Regions from separate parts of the Homo sapiens genome. Here region 1 is linked to region 2. A link is a contact called in ENCODE Hi-C data. All regions are on one chromosome and are shown on one strand. The core of a region is the stretch at or near the end of the contact, and the rest is flanking DNA. Distances in the headings are between cores, read along the strand shown. Region 1 overlaps ZDHHC14 (zDHHC palmitoyltransferase 14). Region 2 overlaps ARID1B (AT-rich interaction domain 1B).

Evidence for each region. A loop is a pair of places that touch in the nucleus more often than their neighbours do. Pooled maps may share reads with other maps.
Region 1: a pooled map shows a loop between it and region 2 (4-fold over the local background). The contact joins two enhancer-like sites. A Hi-C loop is called at or near these places in 6 of 37 single-sample maps with no recorded cell type and 4 of 50 pooled maps.

The regions. Positions count from the first base shown.
Region 1 is chr6:157,569,884-157,572,604 of GRCh38, reverse strand. The region is part of intron 2 of ZDHHC14 (zDHHC palmitoyltransferase 14); the gene reads right to left. Among named protein-coding and RNA genes, the nearest start is that of MIR3692, 42 kb to the right of the region's middle. Within about 2 kb of position 1,429, at least 3 of the 41 ENCODE cell types and tissues checked have a DNase peak (open chromatin) inside an H3K27ac peak, as active enhancers do.
Region 2 is chr6:157,202,200-157,204,899 of GRCh38, reverse strand. It overlaps ARID1B (AT-rich interaction domain 1B), which reads right to left. Exons shown (of 20, transcript NM_001374828.1): 19 at 904-1,034. Among named protein-coding and RNA genes, the nearest start is that of TMEM242, 120 kb to the left of the region's middle. Within about 2 kb of position 1,427, at least 2 of the 41 ENCODE cell types and tissues checked have a DNase peak (open chromatin) inside an H3K27ac peak, as active enhancers do.

The DNA.
Region 1 (2,721 bases), core at 180-2,679, 370 kb before region 2:
TGATGAGTTAATGGGTGCGGCACACCAACATGGCACATGTATACATATGTAACAAACCTGCACGTTGTGCACATGTACCCTAAAACTTAAAGTATAATAATAATAAAATAAAAAAAAAGGTTAGTCCTCTTTCTTATTGTGGCTTGTACTCTAGGGAGGCCAGATAAACCCAGAATCTGTATTTTTTAATAATTTAAGTGTGCAGACAAATCATACTCATGGCAGATCTTAAACTTGGCTGATGATCGGGATCATCTAGGGCAGTGGTTCTCAACCAGGGCGATTTGCCTCCCGGGGGAAATCTGAAACCATCTAGAGATGTTTGTAGTTGTCATGAGTGGGAGGGAGTGTCACAAGTGGGACCTAGTGGGTGGTGGCCAGGGGTGTTGCTAAATGTCCTACAATGTGCAGGACAGCCCCTCCCAACAAAGAACGTTCCAGCCCCAGATATCAAGAGTGCTGAGGCTGAGAGGCCCTGCCCTAGGGTCTTGCTACTCAAAGTGTGGGCCATGGACTGGCAGTATTGGCATCACCAGGAAGCTTATTAGAAATGAATCATCTCAGCGTCTCCTCCCAGCCCCGACCCTGCTGAGCCAGAATCTGCATTTTCAAAGATTCCCCACACACCCTCCCACCCTGAATTTGGATTTGGATGCACGTGAAAATCTGAGGAGCCTTGCCGTAGGTGCACACACTTATTAGCAGGCAGGACAAAATTAACAGCAAGTCAGCCAACTAGTTAGCTAAGCTTGGTGAAGTCCCCGCCCCAAGCACCATTCACGAAAGGTTTACTTACCTAGCAGGCTCAAAAAAAAAAAAAAAAAAAAATACAGATTCCTCATTCCTGAAGATTCTTATCTGCAGGAGGGGCTAAGAATATGCATTTTTATAACAGCTCCCTGTGTACAGCTGAGAGAGACAGGTTTGTACACCATACAAGTAACAGCTGAACCCCAAGGCTGCATTTCAGTACCATTAGCTGGGGAATCTAAGCAGCTGGCTAAAAACACAGACAAAAGAGAAAGATGCAAGCCACTTACGAAGATGCTCCCGTCACCCAAAGAGCTGATATTATCTAGTTAATTATGGAAGGTCTGCCCAGTAAAACAGCCAGGCCAGGTGTTTAAACTGTTTGTTTTTGTTGTTATTTATAGCATCGTGAGTTTCCGTTCAAAGAAACTTTTACAAAGAACCTCAGTATACAAAACAGATGAGAGTGAAGCAGCTCTGGTTTATGGGGACACCCAACATGTCTGTCCCTTGCCTGGGCTCCAGGAGGCACAGTTTGAAAAACATCATGACAGACAATAGCTGTGGTCTAGAGTGCATGCTGATTTTAGGTGAGAAAGACCCTAATAAAGTACGTTTCATTCAAGGAATGCTCTCGTGCACATAGGCATGCTCTCATGAAGTTGAAGTGGCTATTTGCTTGAACTTTAACGTGAATGCGGAGTGGCAAACATCAATGTTCAAAAATGATTCCATGAATAGAAACACAAATATTCCTACAAATTGTTTTGAAAATATAAGTTCCAGAAAATGGAAACATAGAATGGCCCCAGTAAAGAGTATGATTCTTTGATCTGGTGGAGAAAACAGACTTCAGCTTCTCCATTTTTAAACCATGACAATCTCAGTTCCTGCAGTTCAGGGACATTGTAATTCATGCAAAGACCTTGAACTGTCAGATGCTATGATGTTCACAGCTATCAAAAGCTCTTTTTTCAGGGGCTGCCCAGACTCAGAAGGGCAATATAGATGTATGTGTGTGTGTATATATATATATATGTGTGTGTGTGTGTATATATATGTGTGTGTGTGTGTATATATATATGTGTGTGTGTGTGTGTATGTATATACATATATATATCACTAATTAGTACAATTAAAAACAATAAAAAGAAAGTGTTTAGTAGCTGCGACCTTTTTAGTTTAACTGAGTTAATCCAATACATGCTCATAACAAAATGAAAATTAATGACTACCTTATATTTTCCATACTATTTTTTTCCACATGGATGCCAAAGCCTTGCCCTTGAAAGGAAAAGAAAGTGGCTTTGTCCTTGCAAAGTTTTAATTTCCCTCAAATTGTGTCAAAGTTCTCTGAGTATATACACAAAACCGCTGTGCTGCGTAAGTGAAGATCAGTTCTTCCACTGAAAGCCAAAGCTAGAAATATTTGTGTGTTTCCACTTTGTGGTACATAATTTCTGCATTGTCAGAAATGGGTAAATATTGTACAGTGATAGAGATCAATTTGGGTTGTCAGTGTTTGCATTATTGTAAGACAAGTAGACAAGAACAAAGGTAAAAAGTGGACACTGGATACCACGCTATGGCAGGGCCAGGCTTCACCATTATCACCAGGAAAATCAGACAGGCTTTTATTGAAGTTTGAGTGGCATTAATATTGAGAGCATTAGCAAAAGACCTGAATGCAAGGGCTGGTTTATCACTCATTCTACACCGGACTGGTGCAAGATTTTATCTTTAGCATTGAAGAAAAGAGAATTAGGATTACCAGTACAGAAGCAGGGGATGCTATTTATAAGTACACTATACTTTAAAGAATAAAAATGCCCATCTATTATGGTCCTAAGCTCTTTTCTTTTTTGCCTCTAATCAACACAGATTGGATAAAATGAATAAAAATCTTCATTAAGGTTAACAAATATAAACCAATATATATACAAGCTTTAAAAGTATTTTTATATATTTAAT
Region 2 (2,700 bases), core at 178-2,677:
AAGTAGAAGATTCTGGTCTTATTTCCTTAGAAGCAAGGAAATTAAGTGTTTTAGTTTTTGCACTCAAAGTAGAGAGTTGTTTGTATACTATAGGGAAAATGACCTTTTTCCATTTTTTATTTCTAAATATTTCTTTAAAAGTCTATAGCCCAGTGGACTCGGGCATTTTCCCCAAACTTCAGTGCTCCTCTCTTCTAGCTATTATGCTGGAAGCTACCTGAAGCCTACCTCTGAACAAAGGAGGGGTTTAAGCTCATTAAAAGTAGTAGGCTTTTACATGACTGCTTCAAAATAACCTGGAGAGAGGCAGAAATGAGAGAGCATAGACTAAGAAGTAAGTTTAGCCATGAGTTCATAACTATTTTAGCTGACTGACAGGTACATGGGGGTTCATTAAACTGCTCTCTCTCCTTCTATATATATTTATACATTCTATAAATGTATAGAATATAAAATTTCTAAATCTTGAATATCTTTTTAATGAAAAGAAGATGTCAAGTCCTCCTGGAAAGCAGGGTTATGTCCCATTGCAACCAACTGTGTTTCCAATGCTGACTCCAGTCACAACTTAATGTTACATTTTGATTTCTTCCCATTGGCCAGCTAATATTCATTCTGAACAATTTAATGTTACTACTGTCATCTATCCCATATACACATACACACACAGTCACTGTTCTCTCATAAGAAATAGAGGTATGTGTGTGTACACACACTAAAGACTACAGTGAATATTATCCCAGATAACTCTACATTGATTAAGGCTGGTTGATAACAACTGCAGTGATTAACAGTGTTGGACGGTCAGTGCTCATCAACTCAGGCATTAGTTCAAGCACAAATGTGCATGGCCTGATGCTCTCCTATCCTAATTTGGTTGTTAGTTGGACTATGCTGGCTTACCTGGGAGAGATTGAAAGTAGCAACAGTGCTGTCATCATACAGAAGAATATTAATAGTGTCCAAAGCCCACGTACTCTCAGCCAAAAGACCTGATTTAAGGGACATCATCACACGCCACGCCTCAGGAGTAACTGAAGATGGGGAAGAACAAGGATATCATGAATGTTGACTCTATGCATGAAAGAACGAAAGTTAACGAAAGAGTAAGAAAAAATAAGTGGAGTGTTAAGTTAAATATTGACTTTAAACAAATGCTCTCAAGGACAGTTAAGCGTGATCATTTCCGATTTTAAATGGAGGCCATAGCTGTAACGAGAAACTTTTGTGGTTTCAGATCTCGCTTTGTTGGTCACGCAGGGGCCGAAAGTGCTTCTGGAGGTGGAGTGGTTGAGCACAGATGGTCCTTTCTCATGGCCGGGTTATTTCTTTCAGCCACCCTACAGAGTCTGCAATGTGGTATCAGAGCTTTTAATAAATGAGTCAAACCCAAAAGTGGTATTTGTCTTCTTTTGGCTTCACCACTCACGAGTGTCTCAAGGTGGCGTCCTGGAAGGCCGCCAAGTATGCAGAACATGGAAGCAAAATTTAACTCCAAGACAGCCTCCTCAGACACACGGCCTTGGCTTCCCAGGCTGCTTTCCTCTAGTCCTGTGCTCCTGCCCTCAGAACATGCTGTGATAAATATTAGCACTTTGATGGCTCAGATTTCTCAGGAGTATGGCTGGAGCCACAGAATGGGAAGTAATTTGTTGTTTTCCCTATTCCTGCTACTGAAGGAAACAAAATGATCAGGTAGAAAGTTTGGAAGATTTGCCATGAGACCCAGCTCGGCCAGATCCCTGGAGCTGCCTGGAGGCTGGGGGCATTCTCCAGGCACCAAGAATCATTGCATGAGGGGGAGACACCGTGGCTTTTCCACTTTTATTTTATCTGTTTTAAAATTTTCTAAGATAGCTACATACTGTTTTTACAATAAAAAAATCAAAATTACTTTTAAAAATAAACATGTAAATTTCCCTAGGTTGAAGACAAATGCTATATAACCCGCACTGGGAGATTTTTAGAAAATTTAGATGTATTTATTTAAACATACATATACACACATAAACACACAATACACGTGTGTGTGTGTGTATATATTTCTATATATAAAATGGTGCTCAGTGTCTGTGTCTCCTTCTCTCCCTCTGCAACCCCATATAAATACACACACACACATATTCTATATATATCTATATATCTATATTTATATCTATCTATATATATATATAAAGGGATATAGATACACATGCATTATATATAAATGGATAGATATATATAAAGGAATATGTGTGTGTGTGTGTGTGTATACAGTGGCACAGTCACTGCTGAAGCCTTGATCTCCTGGGCTCAAGTGATCCTCCTACCTCAGCCTCCTGAATAGCTGGGACTACAGAAATGAATCTCACTTTTGGCTAATTTTTTTTCTTTTTAGTAGAGACGAGGTTTTGCTAGGTTGTCCAAGGGTGGTCTCGAATTCCTGAGTTCAAGTGATTCTCCTGCCCTGGTCTCTCAATCTACATCTCCTTAATGTCCAGTGATTGATGTCTTTCAAATTATTAATATCTTTAATTTTCTAATCACTGAAAAAGATTTTAAGTCAATTTGTTCTTGATATTTTTTGAGTAATTTTTCCTAATATAACTCAGATCTATTATCTTCCTTCCTGTGTTAAAAGTACTTCAAAAATAATGCAGAAACCCTGTGTGTACTTCCAGATAGTCCAGACCTCTGATTAGTATTCAGAACATCCCACAG